Regions from separate parts of the Mus musculus genome. Here all the other regions are linked to region 2. A link is a loop called in an ENCODE intact Hi-C map of the cell type or tissue named here. Cell type or tissue: heart. All regions are shown on one strand.

Region 1 (8,000 bases), 130 kb after region 2:
CAAGACCTTATCCTGCTCCTCACAGCACTGTGCTGGTTCCAGCCTGAGACCCATTTGCTTCTGAATTTTCGGTAGAATGTGCTTAGACTGCGGTGGACCTTGAGACGGCTGAAGCCACGGGTGTTGGAGGGTTAGGTAGAGAATGCAGACTACTTTGCTTGAGGCTGAAGCCCGTGATAGGTGGAAAGACTTTGATGGCTGCTGGAGACGAGGCACAGATTAAATTGAGTTAAAAACTCCTGGGTGCCCTGTTGGTGTGGCGCACATTTGCTTGTTTTTTTTTTGTTTGTTTGTTTGTTTTTTCCTTCTGGGACTTTTACGGTTTCTCACTATAAAGACAGAAGAAAAGTCCTCTCATGGTTGCCTCAGCCTGAGAGACACTTGTGAAGGACACAGCCCAGGGGCACAGGCTCATGCCTACAAGGAAACCTGAGTATAGCACACACTTCCACATCACCCCAGTGAGCTTCTGCGAAATAATGGGACTACAGGTAAAGACATGCCAGGGCCAGGAGCTATGGAAGGAGGAGTTTCCAGGAAAACCTAGACCCTGAGAGAGACTAAGACAGAGTCCAGAAGGAAGGCAGGGTGGGAAGGAAATCAAATGGAGATGGGGGAAGGAGCCTGGCTGAAGCGGAGAAACTGAATTCCAACATGGGCCAGCTAGCAAGACGGCTCAGTGGGCAAAAGGTGCTCGTCCCCAGCCCTATAACCTGGGCTCTCCTTCATACAGCCAAAGAAGAATGGCACTCCCACAAGTTCCCTCTGACTGCCTGCCATACATGTACCATGGCAGGCACACGTGTGTGTGTGTGTGTGTGTGTGTGTGTGCATGTGCATACACACGTGTACATGCTAAATAAAATAAAGGGAAAAATTCCAGTAAAGTTATCATTTTCATGAGGCCCCCTTTCCAGCTACAAACCTAGTTTCCTAGGAAACCATGAACAGTAAGACATATTCTAAACCCTTCATTGAGGCTCCCCCTCTATCTTATCAGACTGCAGAATCCTTTAACCCTGATTCTAAGGAGAGGCAGGTGAATCTCTGGGAGTCCAAGATCTGACTGGGCTACAGAGTGAGACTTTGTCTTAGAAAGAAGAGTAAGAATTAAAAAAAAAAAAAACAGAAATATGAGGGTGGTATTCACATCAGAGTCCCTAGAACCACAGCTGGCTGTCAATCACTTCAGTAATATCCCCCTCTCTGACTGAGAATTGAAAGAGGGACAGCCCCCGTATCTGTCCTTCCCTGGGAAATCCCTGTCAGACCTACGCCTGGCACACGGGAAGCACTCATCTAACATGAATCAGTGGGCATATTCTAAACTACAGAACAGCAAAAAGAGATACTCTTGGAGGACCTGACGGTGGGGATGATTTTGCCCATTGAGCAAGAAGAAAAGGCAACACAGGGGACTGCCGATCACTCATCGGCATTCAAAGTTTTGAAATGGGAAAACTCCCTAATCAAGAATTTCTCATCCAGCAAGGTGATTGTCCAAATGCCCTGGAGAAGCAAAGACACCATTAGTAAACCAACACAGGAGAAAGTTACTAAGGAAGCGACTTTACAAGGAATGGTGAAAGCAGGTCTCCAGAGGGAAGGAAAATCTCTATAGAGAGGGTCGGAGAATGTGGAAAAGAACGCTATTCAGCTGTCCTTCCAGTGCCTTCCTGTTGGCAGAGTGGACTTATATCCAAGCCGGGTGCCCCCAAACCACGGGGAAGGTCCAGAAAATGTCCTACCTTTTGCGTTCAGGATATGGCTGCTTGCAAAGACAGCCCCCTTCCTTATGTGCTTCAAATTAGGTTCTCTGAAGCGCTCTTGCTTTCTGTGATGTGGCTACACACAGGCCCTTTATGGTCTTTTCCTTGCCTCCTTCATGAGCTGACTTCTTTTGTCTTCAGGGAGGAATGAGAATGTGTTTGCTAGTCGACCTTTTAGTTAAGTTCGCCTCTCTTCCTGGTGTCTGTGGCCTTGGCCAGCCTCCTACTCAAACCTTCTGGGTGCTATCTCAGCTCTCCTTCTCTGCACCAGAGCTTCCAGAAATACTGTCTTGAGAAGGACCGCCTTTTCCCTAACTCTAAAAACTCCCTAACCTGATCGGTACAGATGAGCTGGCCAGGGCTTCTCTGTGCTGCAGTGGTCCACAAAAGCCTTCTCTTATGATGTTTACATTTACATTTGCTCTAGATTTGGCCTTGACTTTGGACTGGTTACTGGTCCCAGCTCTCAGGGATCAGCCCGTGTTACCACCTTGTCACTGTTCTGTGATCCTGTGCAATTCAAACAAATTTCTGGGAAGGAAGTCCTGTGCCTTTCAACCTGGTACCATCAACAGCTCTTGCTCTGCCATTTGAACAGGATGGTCCCAGATCCTTGCATCTCATACTTGTGTGTGCTTTTTGCACACAGAAGAGCCTTTCCCTTAGTAAAAGATTCTGTTAGTTTCTTCCTGAAGCACAGGAGAGCCTTCTTTTTTGTTTGTTTGTTTGGTTGGTTGGTTTGGTTTTTCGAGACAGGGTTTCTCTGTGTAGCCCTGGCTGTCCTGGAACTCACTTTGTAGACCAAGCTGGCCTTGAACTCAGAAATCTGCCTGCCTCTGCCTCCCAAGTGCTGAGATTAAAGTACCATGGCCGGGCTGAGAGCCTTCTTTTGTTCTGAATACACTTAAAATTAACCTGGGATGGTATTAGATCTCCCAGCCTCCATTTCAGATGAAGAATTAGATATCTGGTCATTTATCTTTAGGGGAAAGGCTGTTTGCATTGTTCAGAAAAGAACAGTTTCAGACTGAAACAAAAGGTAGTTTTTGGAAGTTAGAGTTCTCCAGATTCAATGACCAGAGAGAGCTGTGATGAAAGTGGCTTACTCTGGGTTGAAGGTGTGCAAAATCCTGTCATTTAAAATTCTCTAGAAAGCTGTTTTACATTACTATGGAGGCCAGACAAGATTGTTGTATTTATTTACTGATTCATGATGCTAGCCAAATGTCCCCTCACCCTGTGTTCCAGGTGCTGGGCCTGGCATGGGTTCACTGCTGAAAGGCAGATCAGGGGACTGTGCCTCTCTCAAGGGGAATTTCTCAGCAAGACAGAATATTGCTAAAGTGACTGACAGCCAGCTAAGGTACTGAAAGTCTGATGGTGGTGTTACCCTCAAACTCCTGTCTATCTTGAAACACAGGATGGAATGTCTGCAGATGTCATGAAGATGAGGGTGCTCTGGAGCCTGGAGGGAAACTACACTCAACTCTCATAAGAAGGTGGTACGGGCCAGGGCACTTGCTCAAGACCTTGGTTTATGCCGGGCAGTGGTGGCACATGCCTTTAATCCCAGCACTTGGAAGGCAGAGGCAGGCGGATTTCTGAGTTCGAAGCCAGCCTGATCTACAAAGTGAGTTCCAGGACAGCTACACAGAGAAACCCTGTCTCAGAAAAAAAAAAAAAAAAAAAAAAAGACCTTGGGTTACATCCCCAGCACCACACACACACATAAAAAGAAAGAATGAGGCTACGATGGTGATGGTGTACGCCTTTAATCCCAGCATTTGGGAGGCAGAGGCAGGCAGATCTCTGAATTCCAGATCAAACTGGACTACAAAGCTAGTTCCATGATAGACCACAGAGCTGTCCAGGGCTGCAGAGAGAAACTGTCTCAAAAAAACCTACACATACACACACATACAGAGAGGTAGAGTGGAATCCTTACTGCCTTTGAACCTCCAGAAGAACCCTTCCTCTAAACTTCATGAATTGGACCTAATATGCAATGTTTCAGCATTAAAAGGTGGGCCCTTTGGGAAAGAGAGTAAGCCCTGGGGCTTTGGTTTAAAAAAAAATGCAACTAGTGTGTTTTGTGTGTGTGTGTTTTGTTTGGTTGGGGTTTTTTTGGCCTAGTGTTCTTAAGATGTTTACAAGGGAACCCTTATCTTATGCATTCTTTTCCCCTCCTAAGGTCTCCTGCTGGAAGCTCAGACAGAATCCTTAGCACAAACAGATCCACTACTTAATAGAGTTCTCAGCCTCCAGAACTGTAGGAAACAACTTTCTCTTGGGTATAAAATAATGAGTCATTGGTATTTTGCTATAGCAGCTCAAAAACTAAAAGACTCATTGAGATAGGCCACTACCCATTTTTCTTTTCGATGTCTTTAAAGAGAGCTATTGCTCTCTGGGACTAGGCCTTGAGCTCATTATGTAGTCCAGGCTGGCAAAATCCACAAAACTGTAACCTTTTAAATAAAACTTTATTAAGAGCATTTAACTGGCTCTAACATATACATTCTTAAGAAAACTTGGGACTCCTCTGGGCATTGTTCTAATTTATTGTTTGTTTACAATAAATTATTAACAATTTATTAATTGTTCTGGTTGGTATGTATGCATGCATGTATGTATGTATGTATGTGTGCAACCCCAGCTGGCCTCCAACTTACTAAATAGCCAAGGCTGACCTTGGACAACTGGTCCTTCTGATCCATCTTCTAGGGGCTAAAATTCTGGGCATGTACCACCACATCCAACTCACAATTGATACATTCTCAATGCTGGCTAAGGAAACAACAGGACTTTCCCAATTACTCGGGCCTTATCCTGTCTTTCAGCCAAGGCTCATCATAAATATTCTCCAACTCCTAAGGTTTTCGTGGGTCTTGTTGAGGTGAAAGTTAAAGACCTGAAGGCTGGCCAGCATTCTTCTCTTTAGTTGCCACGCAGCGGCGGAAAGAGCCGAGCGCGCTCGGCCGCATTCGCCGGCCCTCCTAGGCGACGTCGTCAGGGGGCGGGGCTCGTGCCGGCACGCTCGGCGCGGGGCATTGTGGGAAGGGCGGCCGGTGCTGCCACAGCTGCCATCTTAGGGACTCCGGGCCGGGCCTGCTAGGCCTTCGCGGCGGAGGCGGCCGTGTGCGTGGCGGGTGCGCTTGGGGCGAGGCGGAGGGTCCGCGGGCGGGGGGCCGCGCTTCCCAGCGGCGAGGGGGCGGCCTGCGGCGGGCAGCGGGCGACAGGCGGCGGGCGCCGCGCGGCGCGAGGATGGGCCGGTCGCGGAGCCGGAGCTCGTCCCGCTCTAAGCACACCAAGAGCTCCAAGCACAACAAGAAGCGCAGCCGCTCGCGCTCGCGCTCGCGGGACAAGGAGCGGGTGCGGAAGCGCTCCAAGTCCCGGGAGAGCAAACGGAACCGGCGGCGGGAGTCGCGCTCCCGCTCGCGCTCCACCAACGCGGCGGCATCCCGGCGCGAGCGGGAGCGCGCCTCGTCCCCGCCCGACCGCATCGACATCTTCGGGCGCACGGTGAGCAAGCGCAGCAGCCTGGACGAGAAGCAGAAGCGCGAGGAGGAGGAGAAGAAGGCGGAGTTCGAGCGACAGCGAAAAATGTGAGGGGCGCGCGGCTGGAGGCGCGGGGCGCGCTCACGGGGGCCGGGTGGGGCGGGAGCGCCGGCCCGGAAGTCCGAGTTGAGGGCGCGAGGCGGGAGGTTGGCGGGGCTGCGGATCCCCGGGCCCGAGGCGTTGGAGCGCAGGGCACCTGTGCGGGGGTCCGTCCCGGGGCGCGCCCGGCTTGAGAGTGTGGGCCCTTTCTGAACCTCCTTTCATACGGTCGTTCAAAGACAGATGCACAAAGTTGCAGCGGACACCCGGGGTGCCTCTCCGGCCCCTCTCTTTTTTGTCTTGGCCTCAGCCCCTCTAGTGAGCATGCTTGACCCTACTGTTGACCCTGCTGTTTGCCCGCCTAAATGCTTCTAGTTTCAGAGCGCTCTTATCCGAATTTTTCACTTAGGGCAAAACCGGTTCCCATCAGGGGACTGGACTTGAAATTTGGGGGAAGATCACGTGGTTTTGAGTGAGGCGGCTTTCGATGTGAAAGTAGGTGTTGATGACCCAACCAGAGTAAACTTGAACGTTGTGAAGTACTTTTTTAAAAAAGATGTGCCCAGCCCCCCTCCCCCCCCCCGCCCCAGCCACGTGGAGCAATAATACTAAGCATATGTGTTCCCTGTTAAGCCAGCCATCGTTTCCGGAGTAATTAACTGAAGACTTGAATAAGTGGTTATGAAGCAGGAACTAGGTAGTTTGTGTATATGACTTGTGTAGGGGTTTCTATTTTCTGCAAAAAAATAGAAGGCAGATTTTTGTGGTAGGCAGGTTTTCCAGAAGCCCCTAGGAGGGAGGTAAGGGATTGAACACAGCGAAGCACTGTAGTGGAACTGGGGTCTTGGCTTGTACTGTTTCTCAGTACACCTTGGCCACATAGAATCCTGTTAGGATCTGGAACAAGCCTGTAGCTTAGTAGAACATAGACATAGTTGTGTGTGACAGTTGACAGTTCTCCACGTGAAAACAAAGGAGTCATCACATTGCACGTGGACAGCATAGGATGAAATGAAACATCGATAGAGCTGTGTTCAACTATGCCATTAGCATTGAGAAGGGAAAGGGACAGGGCTGGCAGCCAATGCTAATACTAAATTCTCCATATCCACTAGACACTGCTCCAACGTGGTCTAATGTTTTGCAGAGAATACACTGAAAAGACAATGGAGATGGTGCCTTGGGAGTGAGGGAAAGTAGTTTGCTTACAAATATTGGTTGGCTAGTTCATTCAGCTAGTTTACTGAACCTTTAATAAGTGCCAGGGTCAGTTGATAGGAAGATGATCGATTTGCTCCTTCTGACATGCTCTAGCTCAGATGGCTGGTAATACTATAGTAAATTCAGCGGGAGTATCTCATCAGGAATGCAGGGTAGGCGATGGTGAGGCTGTCAGGCCTGTAGGGTGTGTGTGGACCAAAGGAGTAAGCTGTCTTCCTGGTTCCCTGAGAGAACAAAGTGGAAGGAAGAATGGAAAAGGAACTGACTGAAAAAGTATTGAGTATTTGTATTCGTACAGTTGGGTGTGGGATACAGGCAAAGCACTGGAGTTAGCTGTCAGGTTTATAGTGTTATTACTGCAACTGTTCTCTACCTTCCGTTGCTTTAAATGAGACCAGACTGTCAGGCAGTGTAGTTGAGAGGGAAAAGCAGGAGTCTGCCCTTGACACACCTAGGTTCTGTATATAAGAAAGAGCTTAGCTAACTAAGGTGGTGACAGACAGGGCTTTACTCTGTTAATAAAACCTGGGGAATAGATAGAGTGCCATGGGGACTATATAAAGAGAAGAGCAGTTGGTTCCAAGGATTGAAAAAAACATCAGGGAATGTATATTTGCAGTAAAAAAAAATAGTCCAGGGTGGGACATGGTGATGCTAAAAGTCTGTGAGTGCCTGGAATGTTTTCATGGAGTCTGGAGTTAGATGAGTAGACTAGTATAATTCCAAGGCCTTAAAGAAATCATTTGAGTTCGTCTGTGAAATGGAGTCCCATTTTATTGTGAAGATTGGAGATGCTATCAAGTACTTAGTTCTTTTCCTGAGAGTGAGTCAGTCAGTGTTACTGAGTATAACTGACCATGCTTCCAGGCACAGCTTGCTGAATAATTCAATAAGAAATCCAGTAATTATAATCTTAGTTCATTAAAATAATTCAATAACATAATTAAAAGGTGGGCTTTTACATTTTCACATTTTTTAAAAAAGATTTATTTATTTATTATATGTAAGTACACTGTAGCTGTCTTCAGACATCCCAGAAGAGGGCTTCAGATCTCTTTACAAATGGTTGTGAGCCACCATGTGGTTACTGGGATTTGAACTCAGGACCTTTGGAAGAGCACTCAGTGCTCTTAACCTCTGGGCCATCTCTCCAGCCCCCTTATTCACATTTTTGAGGAGCTAATTCACATGGCTCAAAATTGAATCAGATCTTCCTCTTGCCCTTGGATCTCAGCCAAGTATCGTGATCTCCCATCCATGTACTATACCAATATTAACATTTCCTATGTATTCTTTTAAGTTGTGCTAACTGCTGAAAAAAGATAACGAATAACCTGTAGCAAATCATATCATTGGCCTGGTAACTTCCTCCAGCCAGTGACGTCTGAGTTTCAATTCTTAGTGTTACCTGAA
Region 2 (8,000 bases):
GCATAGGTCCCCTTTTCCTCTGCACAAACACACACACAAGTTGAAGATTCATAATTCTTTTTTTTCCTTTATGATTTCTCTTGAATTCCCACCATAAATATTTGTGCAAATGACTGGAATAAGTATTATATAAATGAGAAAACAAGTTGTTCTTCCATAGTTTTTTCAATTTTCCTGCCTAGACTGCACCAGAATTGAGCCCAGCAGAACCAGGAAACCTCCTATGCCAGTATTCTCAGGGTTTCCTTACTTTGGAAGAGTGATAACACAGCATTCACATGAGACCAGCAGGCCTGAGAGGTTTCCGAGAGCCAGAGCCACCCCTGACTTCCTACAAGTTTTCTCATGTAATAAACCCAACAACTCCATGAGTAACATAACGTGTGTCTGCGCTTCTTCACCGATGAGGGAACTGAGACTGAGCCATGGTGAGGCATGCTCGCCAAGGTGCCAGCCAGTGATGGTGGCACTGTACTTGAACCCTGGTCGTCTGGATTGTAGATACTGACTCCGAACACAAAGTCACATTTCCTTTGTCATAATGAGACCGACACACAGATGATCACTGCTTCAAGACCCTCAAGAATACACCTGTTCACAAGACACATTGTCGTCTGCCTGCAAGCACTCATGTCTGGGGAGCCCTATAGTTGTTTGTGAACACAGAATCCTTCTGCAGACAGGACATAGCCATTACCGCTCATCGTGGATCTCTCTGGCACATTTTAGTCTAGTTTGCTTCCCAGTTTATATCCCTCTTGACGAGAAACTATTTCAGTAAGACAAAAAAGAAAAGAGAAAAATGCATTTTAAGTATTTTAAATTAAAAAAAACAAAAAACAAAAAACAAACAAACAAAAAACAACCACTTGCTTTTGAGGCAGGCATGAAGCCATTGGTTGAATTCCTAGCTTCGCTTTCTTGGCATTTTGAAAACGCCTTAGCGAAGGGGAAGGAAACAATAGCCTCACGATGTCCTTTTCCACGGGAAAGGGAAATTAACTTCCAAGGACCTATTCAACTTGCATATTAGAACTATCCCTTTTTGTATAACTCTTCCATGATAGGAAGAATCCATAGTATTCAGTAATCACAAATGAAGAGCAAAGGGTTTGTGGTCAGTCTATCCATGGCTGTGAGAGACGTCCTCCTACCCTCCGTTCCTCAGCAGACTGTTCTAGGCTCTGGATTTGCCTGTAACGGGGCAGACCCCTGACATCACTCACAGACAGGACATGTGAGCTTCTGAATAGAACACATCAGCGAGCAAACCCAACTCTCGGCTCCACGGGATTTTAAGTTCTAGTGAGTGAGGTCGCGCACAAAGCAGCTGAGCAGTGTGAATGTCAGTTCAGGAGGGAACATGTGATACAGAGAGAGACAGGGACGAGGAGGAGGTGCTGGACTGCTGTCCACACAGAGGTGACCTGTGAGCGAGCTGAGTGACATCAGGATGCTTGTGGAGTCCTCAGGAAGGCCCGTGCAGGATGAAGATGCCGTCTGATTTAAAGCTCTGAAGCAGAGTGGAACTGAGAATACATTACTGTTGCTGCCACAAGACCTGAGCTAGGCACTTCTCAAGCTGGAGGAAGGCTGGCCGAAGTCTGAAGGCGGTATATGAGTTGTACGTTTTCCTGGCATGGATAATATAGAGGTCAGAATGCTTCAATACATGGGGCATTCCTCCATCAAGAGGCATGCAGCCTAAGATATTACCCATGCCCAGCATGAGAAATCCTGTCCTACAATCCCCTGTCCACTCTCTCACATTGGTCCATCTCCTCTGGTGACTGTGGCACCCTGTGACTAAGAAGAGAAATTTAGGAATGAAGAAGGAGGAGGAAGAGAGGGAGAGGGAGAAGGAGAGGGAGAGGGAGAGGGAGAGGGAGAGGGAGAGGGAGAGGGAGAGGGAGAGGGAGAGGGAGAGGAAGAAGAGGAAGAGGAAGAGGAAGAAGGAAGGGAGGGGAGGGGGAGGAGGGAAGGGGAGGGGGTGGGGGAGGAAGGAGGAAGAGGAAGAAGAAGGGAAGACAAATAAGCTGTTACTAACAACTATGAGGAGAGTGCTCATCCAGCATTCACCCTAGTGAGTAAGAACACTGCATACAGAAGGAACACACAATAACCTGTTCAGGATGAGTTCGCCACCGCCTCCCTGACACCTTAATGGTCAAATTGAGTTGCAAACACCCCTCACCTACATTGAAGCTCCTCTGTGTCGTATCCCCTAATTCAGACACACAGCACAAGTTCATCTGGTCTTATGTAGCATCACTACCCCCAGTTTGCAAACAGCTGGCAGCAAACCACATGGCAGTAACTAAAGGGGTCCGATAGAAACCCGAAGAGATAAAAATGACAAGGTGAAAGGAAGAAGACGTGGTGTTGGGGCTGGACATGAGGAATGTTGGCCAGCATGAAGAGACACATTCTAGATGCTGGGCACCATCATCAAGATAGCTTTGAGCCATCCTGGCAGGATGATACATAATATAAGAAGGTGCACAGGGCACACTGAAAAGGAATTCAGAAGTCAAAAGTCTTGGTGGTTTGTGTGTGTGTGTGTGTGTGTGTGTGTGTGTGTGTGTGTGTGTGTGTATTTGGAATACCTATCAAGTGAAAGTACCCTGTTCTATTGCAAAATATGTCTAGGATTTTGATGGGGTTCTGTTAATTTAAAAAAAAAACTACAAGCCGTTTGTACTTTGTGAGATTATAAAACTTTCATGCAAACAACTGGGTCTTTTCATGTTCCCGTGTCTCCCTGATAAGCCATTTTATACACTGTCACTATGAGCTTGTTGGCCAACAGCCAGCTACATTTTTCTTTGGGAATAAGGGGCAAGCCGTCACAAGGCTACTCATTCTCACCCTGTCTCAGCAGTTACACATTCAATAGTGTGCTCTTGAGTGTTGCTTGCATTTCTTGCCTCTGCAGTGCCATGTTCTCTTTCTTCAGTTTGAAAAAGGGAGATTTAAGGAGCGAAATACTGCGTGGGGAATCCTCCCCCATCAGGAACCGAAGCTAAGGGGAAGGCTTGCAGGCTTAGAAAACAGTCCTCGGGTCATTGTACCCACTTAACCGGATAAAGTAAAGGGTATTGGCACAGACACATGTCCAAGTAACTAAGACTGATGCGCACACACAGAAATGTCATGAGTTCCTTACATTTGCATGGGAAAACTGGCGATGAAATGTACTTATGCTAATATCCTATATTTATAAGATATAACTCCTACTCAGTATGTTTATAATCACTTGAAGACACTGGAAGTCAGGTGACAGTGATGACAAACCAGGAGACCTGCCAGGGCCGCTGTAGAGGACCTCGAGCCTGCATTATTTCCTGGTGACATAGTGCTATGTGTTTCGGATTGTATCCATCTAGTTTCACAGTTCATTAACAGGACAGCCCATGAAGAGATTGCACTTATTATCTGGGCCACTGCAGCAGACACACACAGATCCTGACACAAATAGAGCACCGTTTAGATACTTTCAGAATCTGTCACCCACCTTAGATGCTGATAAATGTCTCTCCACACTGCTGGGTCAATTTACATTGTCTAGAATTAGGGGGAGCAGAGAGTGCACACATATATGGGGTGGTGTTGGAGGAAGCTGTTGGCTCTGAATGAGAATGCCTGAAGGACAAGCTTGATAAAGAACTCTTTTCAGACCATTGGGGGACCCAGAATAATGAAGTCAAAAAGGCTTGGGATGTTCTACTGCAAGGGAAAGCAATTGATGAGGATCAAGTCCAGGGAGATTTAGGCTAGGTGCAACTGTATTGCTCTGCATGTATGTATGTATGTATGTATGTATGCATGCATGTATGTGTAGCTGTACATATGGGCATATGTGGAGTGTGTGTGCATATATGTGTACTGGCATATACATGAGTATGTGTGTGCATGTGGGAGTGTGTGTGTATGTGTGTATGTGTACATATGAGCATGTATATGTGTGTGTGCTGGTGTATACATGTGCATGTGTGTGCATATGAGCATTTGTGTGTTTGTGGTATGTGTGTGTATATGTATGTGTGTAGATGTACATATGGGCATGTGTGGTGTATGTGTGCATATATGTGTGCTGGTGTATATATGGGTATATGTGTGCATAAAGGCATATGTGTGTATGCAGGGGGTGTTCATGTGTATAGGTATACATATGGGCATGTGTGTGCACATGTGTGTGTGCTGGTATATACATGTGTATGTGTGTGCATGTGAGTGAGTGTGTATGTGTGTGTGTCTGTGTGTTAGTGTTTTTGTTTTGTTGTTTTAGAGAAAGGATGCCTGGGGCATGAACTTACCATGGAAGGCGTGAGTCCTAAGTTAATCATCTGTCTACCTTGGCTCATAAGAGCTACTCTGTGTGGCTGGGGATCCCTGGGAAGGTCAGAGGAAATGGTCTGTTGGGCGTGGCTTCAAAGGGTGGACAGTGAGCAGTTTGACTTTTCCCATCAGTGTCTAAATTTATCTCCATTGTTTCTTTCCTTTCTTTCTTTTTTTTTTTTTTTTCTCTTTTGCACTAAAATGGGACTTGGGCCCAGGGAAGGACAACAATATCTTGACAGAGAACTGTGTGCATGGAAGACAGGGTCATCTACATTGTCTGAACTCCATGTGTGACAGAGATTACACTTGGAGAGAACAAAAGAACTACGCAACAGAAATGTCCCCTGCCAGTAAACAAGCGAAACGTGACTCGCTGTAACAGGCAGCTTCCTGAAGCATAGCAGTTTATGAAAATAATTGTCCCATTCCCACCCCTCCCCTGGCGTTTCTCCCTGAGAAGGAGACTTCAGACAGAAGGGGTTTCCTAAGGCTTGGACTGCTCCTTGGGAGTAGCTTGAAGATGGACCGAAGCTGCATGAGCGGAAATTTAATCAGCATGCTCTTGTTTCACCAAAGGATACTTGGATGGCCACCCTGCGCAGTAGTTACATATGACTAGAAGAAGCCTGACTCAACGCTATGCTGAATGAGTGGAGTCCGGTCCCCTCATTTAAATGGAAGGCAGACTGTGTGGTTCAACAACGTGCTTGATGAAGTTACTGTTGCTTGGTATTTTAAAGGGCCTTTCATCCACTCAGTAAAAGATTCTTCTAGAACAAGCTCTTAACGCAACAGTGGATGTGCCTTCTACTGTAAGATTCTTTCAATGCCTTTGCAAATATGAACACTTTTGACTATAACAGTTCTGCCCTTAATAACAAATATTTACAACAGTTTAAAAAAAAACATGCAGTGTGGATAGTATTCCAAGATGCATACTGAAAGCATTCTTGTCCCAGAAGATGTCCCAGACAACAACAATGATGTATCAAGATCTAGATGGCCACAGCCCCAAGAAACTGGACCAAGTCTCCTTTGGAGAGAACTATTTACTCACGATTAAAGCACTTTGGGACACAGAGGCCCCAGAAATGAAGGTGGTACAGACACACCAACTGAAACTCTTTTTTAAAAAAATATTTATTTATTATTTATACAAGTACACCATAGCTGTCTTCAGACACACCAGAAGAGGGCATCAGATCCTATTGTTGTGAGCTACCATGTAGTTGCTGGGAATTGAACTCTGGAAGAGCAGTCAGTGCTCTTAACCACTGAGCCATCTCTCCAGCCCCAACTCAAACTCTTGATGTCCCAGCGTCCTCATAGCTGCCAGCATGCCCTGCTGTCTGTCCTGTGTTGACTGATGCTATCGTCCCTGAAAGCAAGCTCTATATGACTCAAAAGAGTTGATCAAAAGTAGATAAAGGCAAACAAGACGTCTCGACTCCTGTCTGAAGTGAATTCATAAAAGTTTTACTGTTGTTTTTGCTGCAGTTCAGCTGAAATCACTTACATCGCCATAAGCTTTACTCCTTGAAACCATCCACTGAAGGTGACACGCAGCCTGTTGGAGAATGGGAAGAGAAGGGGGTTGTGTACACAGCAGGTGGTTACCAGGAAGAGAACCCCCATCTGTCCAGGGGTGCTTTCTGCGCTGCTGCTAGGGCTCAGTCTGAACCCTGTAAACGAACCTCCTCTCAGTACCATTAGGTGACCTCTGCAGTAATGACCAAGGCGTATTTTGCATACCTTTTCATGCCTGAGATACTACTCAGCCCTTTGGAAGTTTGGAGATGTACATTGAACTTGCAGATAACACATATTTGGGAAGCAGTCTACAGTGTCATGTTTTTGATTTTTGGGATCTGGAAAAGTGACCATATGAGCGTGGGCTACTAAAGATCAAGTCATGCTGACTTCAAAAACTTGGCTAGGTGTGCCTCAGGACCACTTTGCGTGGGTGTCGAAAGCCAGGGGATAGCATCAGAAGACAACGTTTACTGGGGCCCTGAGATTAGAAATAGGAAATGTCAGTGGAATGCAGAGCTAGGGAAACTGTTCTCCACCATCATGTTCAGAGTCCTGATGGAGCTGACTCTTCCTTCTATGTCAGCTTCATCCCTGAACTGTGAAACACAGACCCAAAAAAGCAGTGAGAAGTCCAAACCGGTAAGCACTTGAGAATGACTATGCATTGCTTTAATCTGATCTTGATAAAGGAATAAAACCAAAGAGAAGAAGAATTTTAATAATCTATTCTTCTCTCATTCTTATAATGTACTAGATACTAGGTTTTGTGCTTTACAGTTACCAATCAAATCAATACTTCTAATGAAGACACCAGGCCAGTGCTCTAAGAAGTGACAATGGATGACAGAGAAAAACGAAATCATCAAGAGAGAGCATTGGCTCACTCAATATACCACAGTTTACAGAGGACAGTGCAGGGCTTAAACTGGCTGGCTTTGTAATCCATAACACAAACTCCCAGGTGCTCAGATTTGATTTTTGTGAAAAGATAGAATATTGGTATCTTAGTGTACTGGCTGGTTGTGTGTGTCAACTTGACATAGCTGGAGTTATCACAGAGAAAGGAACTTCAGTTGAGGAAATGCCTCCATGAGATCCAGCTGTAAGGCATTTTCTCAATTAGTGATCAAAGGGGAAAGGCCCCTTGTGGGTGGGACCATCTCTGGGCTGGTAGTCTTGGGTTCTATAAGAGAGCAGGCTGAGCAAGCCAGGGGAAGCAAGCCAGTAAGTCACATCCCTCCATGGCCTCTGCATCAGCTCCTGCTTTCTGACCTGCTTGAGTTCCAGTCCTGACTTCCTTTGGTGATGAACAGCAGTATGGAAGTGTAAGCTGAATAAACCCTTTCCTCCCCAACTTGGTAATGATGTTTGTGCAGGAATAGAAATCCTGACTAAGACACTTAGTTAGGGTTTCTAACGCCATTGACCCAAAAGCAACTTGGGGAGGAAAGAGTTATTTGGTTTACACTTACATAGCACAGTCCATCATCAAAGGCAGTCAGAGACTGCCTCTGGAACTCTGGAACAGAGCAGAAACCTGGAGGCAGAAACCTGGACACAGGAGCTGTCTCAGAGGCCATGGAAGGATGCTGCTTGCTAGCTTGCTCCTTGTGAGCTGCTCAGCCTGCTTTCCTATGGAACCCAGAACCACCAGTCCAGGAAAGGAACCACCCACAATGAACTGGGCTTCCCCACATCAATTACCATATAAGAAAATGCCCTACAGGCTTGCCTACAAACCTGTCTTATGGGAAGATTTTCTCAATTGACTTTGCCTCCTGTTGGGTGGTACCAGCTTCTGTTAGGTTACCCTAAAACTCTCCAGCACAATTGGGAAATATGTTAAGAAGGAAATAGAAAATGACAAGGCAGTCGGTTAATTTCTGGACAGTCTTGGTCCATGGCCTTCAACTCTGACTGAACACCAAAGTCATCAGGGATCTAAGGCAGGCCAGGCCCATCAGATCCAAACCACAGAAGGGTTTCTCAGTCGCTTGTTTATTCAAAGCACATGATTAGTGCAGTCAAGTTTGAGAGCAACTGAGACAGGTCAAAGGAAATTACTTCCATGTATACACACACACACACACACACACACACACACACCTGTTTTAATTAAGAAAAAC
Region 3 (8,000 bases), 83 kb after region 2:
TAGCAAATGGAGCAGGATGCTCCCTCTGGCTCTGTTGTCTGCCATTGAACTATCCCCTTCCCCTAACTAGGCTACCTTGTCTGGCCTCAATGGGAGATGTGCCTAATCCTGCTGAGACCGGATTTGCCAGGGTGGCCAAGGTGGGTTGTTACCCATGGGGGGGGGGCGTCTTCCCTTCTCAGAGGAGAAGAGGAGGGGGTAATGGGGGAGGGTGGAACTGAGAGGAGAGGAAGAGGGGCTGCAATAAGGATGTAAGTTAAATAAATAAATTAAGGGGAAAATAGTAAAGCTTAAAAAAAAAAAACCCAAAAGGCTCAACAAAGGATTGGCGATTCTGTTTGTCTTGTGAACCACCCTGCTGGGTGTTGGGAATCCACATACATGCTCTCTTGAGGAATGTTCAGGATAACTGAATATGAACAGTGAGATCTATGCAGGGAGAAAACCCTTTAGGGACCAGCTATGTAAGGCAGTTGTGACCTGCTTTAAGACGGCCTTTGTGTTTGAAGATTAACATCTGCCTTTCACTGTACCCTGCACAACACTGAGAGTAAACATAGCAAAAATGAGCCAAGAAGGAGCACTAACCGCTCCCTGCAGAGGGAACATTGACAGCTCCCTGCAAAAGCTTTCACTTTTCCTGAAGAGGGTGGGCCCCAGCAGCCTTGAGGCTAGAGTGTCTCTCCCACTCCGGACTTCTATGCTGCCCGAACGGGACTCACAATGAAATTACAAAACTCACAAAAATAACTGCGGCCATTGATTCTCCCTGGGGTTCGACTGGTTATAGGGTACCCAGATTGCACTTCCTGGGTATGGCTACGCCATTTCCAGAGTAGGCTGACATTTGAGCATGAGGGCTCAGTAATGCAAGGGGCACTAATGCATGTGTATGGGCATCGTCTGATTGTTGGAGGACCTGGAGAGAGCAGAGGCAGAGGAAAGCGAGACAGCCCTTTAGTCAGTCTCCCTTGAACTTCGAGGTGAGGCATCTCATCGAGTGCCCCACTTGGACCTAGGGTCAACACTCTCCCACCTTGTTATCAAGCTTCCAGGTATGACATGGGTCACACAGCTTTCATTGTTCCTCAGGTTGAACTTGGTGGGCAGGGGATGTCTCTGTCTCCATAATCACATGAACCAATCAGTGCTCCATCCTGTCCTCCTTCACATGCTTGAAAACATAGATGGATCTCCTATTGGCTGTCTTTTTCTGGAGACCCATGACTAGGACTGTAACTCACATAGTTGTTTTAAGTGACCATGCATGATCTGTGCAGATCTGTCGTCTCAGTTACTTAGAAGGCTGAGGCAGGGAAATCACATGTTCAAGTCCTGTCTGGTTTGCACAGGAGTTCAAAGGGAGCACAGGCAACTTAAAAAGACTGTCCCAAAATCACAAGGGAAGGGGGATCTGGGGACATGGCTCCGCGGTAGAGCACTTGCCTAAAACATGTGCACTGGGCTCACTCTTGTTACTACAGAGAATAAAATAAGAGAAACTAAAAGGATCTCAGACCCTTGTAAAGTTATTTTAAAAATCCCCCAACATTTTGCTGAGAAGACAAAAAGCTCTGTCCCCTCATTCCTGCCACTTTCTGTTCTACAGCCCCCAGGAAAGGAGGGCAAAATGTTATAAGAAGGTATGGTGGTTTGAATAAGAATGGCCCCCAAAGTCTCATAGATTTGAATGCTTGGTCACCACGGAGGGGCACTATTACGAGGTGTGTCCTTGTGGGAAGAACTGTGACTCTGGGGGACAGGTTTTGGGTTTCAAATGTTCAAAACGGTCTCAGCGTCTCTCTCTTCCTGCTGCCTGTGGATCTGGATGTAGAACCCTTGGTTCTTCTCCAGCGCCATGTCTGCCTTTGTACCACCATGCTTACCACTATAATGATAATGTACTAAACCTATGAACCTATATGCTACCTCAATTAAATGAATTCTTTTATAAGAGTCATGGTGTCTCTTCATAGTAACAGAAGCCCTAAACATCATAGAAGTTAGTACTAGGGACTGGAGTATTGCTGTGATAGGCCTGACCATGCTTTTGTTTGAAGGAATGTGGATTTGGGGTTTGGAAAGCAGTTGAATGCTTTAAGTGGGGTTTAATGGATCATACTCATAGGAGCATGTAAGACAGTGGTACTGGGGGTGATCTGAAGTGTAGGGGGCATGAGTCAAGAGGTAACAGAGGAGAAGAATATTAATATGTGGCCTAGAGACCTTTCTTGTGATATTTTGGTGATATTTATATGGCGGCTTTCTGTCATTGTCCAAAAAATATCTGCCCGAGGATAAATTGAAGACTTACAGATTAACAGCTTTGGCAAAGGAGATTTCCATACAGCCCAGTATTAACTGTGTCGCTTGGTTATTAGTAGGACATGGATGCAGATCTACAATGAAAAGGAGCAATCTGAACAAAGTGTACAGTTTGAGGAGAAAAGAAACACTGGGGGAAAGTCTACAGAAAAGCCTGATGCTAAATGGAACAAAGGGAGTGGTGACCTCAGGGCAAGACCCCACACAGCTAAGCTTCCAACATATATATATACACTACCTTGGTGGTGCACGCCTTTAGCCCCAGCATTATGGAGGCTGGAGTAGGCAGATCTCTGAGTTTGAGGCCAGCCTGGGCCACAGATCAAGTTCTAGGACAGCCAAGCTTAGGTAGTAAAGGAAACGATTGAAAATAGGAAGCTGGTGAAAATGCATTTAAATAAAGTGACCTTTTTCCACATGGTACTGGCTTTAGAGTCAAGGATACAAGAGAGGGGTTATGGAATCTCTGGAAACCAGAGACCAGGTGCGTAGCAGGGATATCCCTTCATGGAAGCCCAGAGAGACCTTCTCCTGAAGCTGTGAAGAAGAAGCCTGCATTGCCGTGGAGACCTCTCAATGTTAGAGACACCAGAGCCCTGGGATATGGACTCAGAATATCTGCCAACAGGGAGTGGAAACAGCCCAGGAGAAAGAAGTGTGGTGCAGTCAATAAAGCTGAAAGAAGTTGGAAACCTGAAGAGCACTTTGACATCAGACATGGAGGTGCAGAGTTTAGAGTTTGCCCGGCTGGTTTTCAGTCTTGCCTTGGTCTAGTATTTCCTCGTATCTTTCTTTCCCTCCCTTTTGGAATTGGCATGTATATCCTGCGCCATTGTATGTTACAAGTATGTGATCTGCTTTTTCATTTTGATTTTACAGATGGTTATAGTTAAGAGACTGCCATGAATCTCAGAAAAGACTTTGAACTTTGGACTTTTGAACAATGTTGAGACTATTATAGACTATGGGGACTTTTGAAGTTGGACTAAATGCATTTCTGCATTATGATATTTCTACAAGCCTTTGAGAGCCAGGGAGTGGAATGTGATTATTTGAATAGGAATGGTCCCCCATAGGCTCAGTGATTTGGATCCTTGGTTATCAGAGAATGGCACAACTGGGAGGTGTGGCTTTGTCCGAGAAAGTGTGTCACTGGTTTCGAGGTTTCACAAATAGTCAAGCCAGCCCCAGTGTGATTCTCTCTTCCTGCTGCCTTCAGGTCCAGATGTAGAACTCTCTGCTCCCTTTTCAATGCCTCATCTGCCTGCACGCCACCATGCTTCCCATCATGATAATGGACTAAACCTCTGAACTTGTAAGTCAGCCCCAATTTGTGCTTTCTTTTTAAGAGAACCAAGCTCCGTTCAGTGGTTAGGTCTAGGGGAGAAGCTCCCACATTCTGTAGCAGACAACACCTCTAAGAAAAGATAGGAGATGTGCGAGGTAAGACAAAGCTAACGAGAGAGAAAGAAGTGGAGAGCCCCAAGCTTCAACAGACAAGAATGGATGAGTATACAGAGCCAGACCATAGGTAAAGATGCAGAAGGTCCTGTGCTGCTGGCTTTCTGTACTTTGCTGGGCTGTGCTCTGACCATACCTTCCCAACTCCCCAGAACCCTGAATGGTCAGGTCAGGCCCACAATCACCATTTCACAGCAAAGGAGACCAAGGGTCAAAGAGACTTGCTTTGTCTCCCCAGCTTCACCCTCCTGCTCTGTCTTACTGCCTTCCTTCTGTGAGCCGAATTGTTGTGGAGTAGGAAAAGCGCTCTCATGAACCACAGGCACACAGCTAAGAACAATGGGTGGAAGCTGAGCTAAGCCAGATCTCAGCCCCACATCAAGAAGAACTCCAGTGCCAAGGCTGTGTCCAGACAGAAGGTACTGCCTTTGGAAACTGAGTTTCCCATGGCCAGAGACATTTGAGCACAGTTGGGCGGGGGGAGTGGGGGGGGAGCTGGAAAGGATAGTGGACTAACAAAAACCCAATGGATCAGATGCCTTTTTGGCTCCTCCCCACACACTCATCATCTTAAAATCATTTTCCAAACTCAGAGGAGAAAGGCTCGTCCTTACCCCCACAACATTTCCTTCCAGCAACCAAACAGGACACTACAGAAAAGAGCTGTCCCAAGAGTGAGCTTAGCCCTTCCCATGAGGGAAGCTGACTCCAGCATCTTGGTACAAGGATGTCTCAGCTAGGAAGTGTCCAGAGCCTCCATACTCCGCAGCATACAACTGGCAGCCTCTTCTGCCTGTACGACCATGCAGTAGGGGGTGGTAACCCAATACCTTACAAAAAACCAGCAGAATGAAATATAAACTACAAACCAGCACAGCTTCCCTGACACGACATTTTGCAGAGAAAGCCGGTGGCGCGAGTGTTTAAGCGCCTCACAACGTCTACATTGTACTGTGGAGTTATTTTTAATGAAGCTGTTATTATGCCACAAAAATGCAATAAAACATCTGAAACCTGAAGTTTCCTATTTTTATCGACTCCTGTAAAAACTTCCAAAAAAGTAAAAAAGATTTGTTTTCAAATGTATACGGGAATAATTGGATAGAGAGTTTCCAAGCCAACTTTCCACTTGCAGTGAAATCTAGAGAGTATTGTTTCATAAGCCACCAAAAATATGAAGGACAGATGAAATATTATGGAATATTAAACTAATCAAATATAACATACCTTAGAAGGAGCCACTGGTTCACTATCCCCTGGTGTAGGTCAGCACAGAGGTCTCTTTTATACAATAATATAGTGTTCACAAATAATCAGGTTTTACCTGAGTAGTGAAGTACTTCTGGATAGAAAAGCTGTCTATGTGAAATTCTGAACATGAACCCAGAGTGTGAAGGGCTGGTTCTCTACTGACCAGTCCAGAAGCATCGCATTGTTCTGAGCGGTTCACAGAGACAATCGACTGGCGCCTTGACTTCTCTCTCCCCAGGACAAATCTCAGCTGACCCTTGCTGTAAGCTCGGGAAACTATCATGCAAAAATGCACAACCGTGAGGGTTGAGCAAATGAACGCCGGTGCACAGAGTTTGTATGCAGTGGCATTTGCCACAGAAACTTCTGCAAGCCGACCAGATCTTACCATGTCCTTAAAGGTGCAGCTGCACAGTAAGGCCTCTCCCGGGTTACGATTTCAGATTCAATTTTCAACTCTCACGTTTCTTCAAAACATCCTTAAACTCGGGGACAGCTGGACTCCAAACCCACTTCTTCACTCTGCAGATGTCTTTTCCAGAACATTCATTTCAGTTGGAGGATCCAGTGCAAGCTTTCCCATAAGCAACTTCCAACACGAAGTTCAGAGTGCCTGCCTGCCTGCCATCTGGCTCTGCCAGCAAGAAGTGTTTTCTGGATCACAGCTGACCATCCCCCAGACTAGACTTACAATCTTTCCAAAGATGCCATCAGTCTCCTCTTTCATTCCAAATGGATGGAATTGTAGATGGACTGCTAACCAGAGGTGACCGGTTTGGAGTCGTACTTTGTCTGCTTAAGCTGATTTTAAATAGCTTGGGAGCTGGAATCACTTAAGAGTATCACTGCCCTTGGAAACCAACCCAGGATTTGGCTTTTGCTGTGTGACAACTGCTTCTTTTTCAAAAATATTCTTGGGAACTCCGTGTAACAGAAGCAGCCTCGGTTTCAGCTGGTTGTTGGAAGCCTGATGTTGACAGGCCGACCTAGAACTGGTTCATTTCCTGTCTCTAGGCAGCAGTTCCAGCCATAGAGGTCTACGCTAACATTCTCCAAATGACCACATTGAGCATGAAAAAAGCAATATATCAGGGAGGTACCCCAAGGCCTGGGCTGTGCGTATTCATGAGAATGAGAAGAGGTTTTAGTCTGGGTGCTTTTTATTATTATTATTATTATTATTATTATTATTATTATCATCCTTGGTCACTGTCAGATTAATGCACAGTATATTGACCAAAAAAAAAAAAATCAAGGCTGTGTAGCCTGAGATCTCTTTAGTGCTCTCTCCCACGGCAGAAATGTTTCAGGTGATGGTTTTGAGACACATCGTAAGCCACACGAGAAGAGATTCTTATAAAAACCTGCCCGTCTTTGCTCTTTATTGTGTAGAAACGGGTGAAACCAGCACCCATGTTGGCAGTAGATAATATTCTCATCTTTACCACACAAACTAGTAGAAACCGAGGACATTCCGATGCCAACTCATTAGCACAGAATTGAGCTTTGAGTTCTGAAAGATACTATGAAACTATGCAACCAAGTCAAGATTCAGGACAGGACCTGAATCGTCTGAGCCATACAACAATGGCAGTCTGTTCATGTTGCTGAGTGCTCGAGTGTGGGTGATCTATCCCTCTGTCCTGGGAGGCCATGGCTTCACCTCGGTACACACTCTCTGTATGTGAACACCTGGATGCATGCCCAATACACTCATGTGCCAGGGTGCACTTGTGCTGGCCTTAGAATGTCACAGTGCAAGATGGGCTAGCTTTTGTGTCTCTGCCTTGGCATTCCCATAAAGCCCACTCCTGTCCATGATGTTGTCAAGATGAGTTAAAATATTCCCATCTGCTACAGGAAATACAGAAGGAATGTGTGTTTTGGTGCCTGACCTCAACTACCACCACTCCTCGGACAGAAATCTTCCAACGGACTCCCAAAATACAATTTCAAAAAGCTGTGTCTGAAAAACAGCGGGACAAGTTCCCTGTTCAAACCCTTGACCACCTCCAAGACCCTTGGTACTCTGCCCCACTATCCTGGCTCTGCCCAGCACTGCTCGCACCTCTCCCCGGTGGCTCAGAGTTAAGCTTATAGAGAAAGAATTTATAAGTAATTGACTGAGGTCATCTGCCTCTCAGCGTGAACATGTGACGTCAGCCCAGGATCACATGAAACTTTGGTTGCAGGAAAAGCTTCCAAGCCCTCTTTGCTTCACAACTGCTCACCCCACTGTTTGCAAGATATAACTACCAATCAGATGTACCAGTTAAATACGCGAGTTTCACTCAAATTGCTACAACCAATGTATTTTATAGCATTCTGCTTCATTTATATCACAATTCCAATACAATGAAATTATCTTATTTCTTTTTCATCAATCAATTTTTGTGAATAATAACAGAACATATCTTGCAGTTTCTGGGCTGACATTCTAGTGGTTAACACAACAGTTTTACATCCTCTGACTTACGAGTCCTTTCCTTCTCTACCTGAAGTCGTATCTTTTCAGTTGTATTTGAACTGCAGCTTTTGTGACCCCGGTGTCAGTGCATGGTTTGCCTTGTTCACCACTAGGGGGAGCTTAGCCTAATATCAGTGATCCAAGGTGCAAGATGGGGAGAGAGGGAGGGTAGAAGCCTGTGAGGACAGCAGGTGAGCTTTGCTGGACATCGGGGCTCTTTAAAGGGTTCAAGATAACAATGACATGGTTGTCTGATAAAGAAATCACACCCTGGTGAAAGCCTGCCATAGTGAGAAGCTTCCTTCTTCTGAGATGAGCAAGAGGAATGTTCCACTCCTGCATTGCCTCTTAGGAGTGAAGGGGTTTGTGTGTGTGTGTGTGTGTGTGTGTGTGTTCACGCACACCTGCCTGCCTGCCTATCTATCTATCTATCTATTTATCTATCTATCTGTTCGTCTGTCTGTACGTACCTATGTAGGTAGGTAGCTGGGTATGT

The links. Peaks named below come from ENCODE experiments on the same cell type or tissue, not always from the same donor. Only the 100,000 strongest peaks of a DNase experiment are listed, where the experiment ranks them.
Region 1: a loop joins it to region 2, with 2.6 times the contacts of the local background. A loop is called at or near these places in 2 of 42 quality-filtered maps.
Region 3: a loop joins it to region 2, with 5 times the contacts of the local background. A loop is called at or near these places in 5 of 42 quality-filtered maps.

The regions. Positions count from the first base shown.
Region 1 is chr8:8,687,351-8,695,350 of GRCm38, reverse strand. It overlaps Arglu1 (arginine and glutamate rich 1), which reads left to right and starts at 4,814. Exons shown (of 4, transcript NM_176849.3): 1 at 4,814-5,374. The coding sequence starts at 5,034. Mir7654 (microRNA 7654) reads left to right here and starts at 5,189; the gene lies at 5,189-5,258. In heart, no CTCF peak of the experiment used is centred here; DNase peaks (open chromatin) are centred at 4,800 and 5,380; H3K4me3 peaks cover 3,079 bases; H3K27ac peaks cover 2,005 bases.
Region 2 is chr8:8,816,138-8,824,137 of GRCm38, reverse strand. No RefSeq gene overlaps it. Among named protein-coding and RNA genes, the nearest start is that of Gm39127, 97 kb to the right of the region's middle. In heart, a CTCF peak has its summit at 4,792; DNase peaks (open chromatin) are centred at 4,417 and 4,757.
Region 3 is chr8:8,733,637-8,741,636 of GRCm38, reverse strand. All of the region lies in intron 2 of Gm39127 (a long non-coding RNA gene), which reads right to left. Among named protein-coding and RNA genes, the nearest start is that of Gm39127, 15 kb to the right of the region's middle. In heart, a CTCF peak has its summit at 7,609 (motif pointing right); DNase peaks (open chromatin) are centred at 4,126 and 7,636.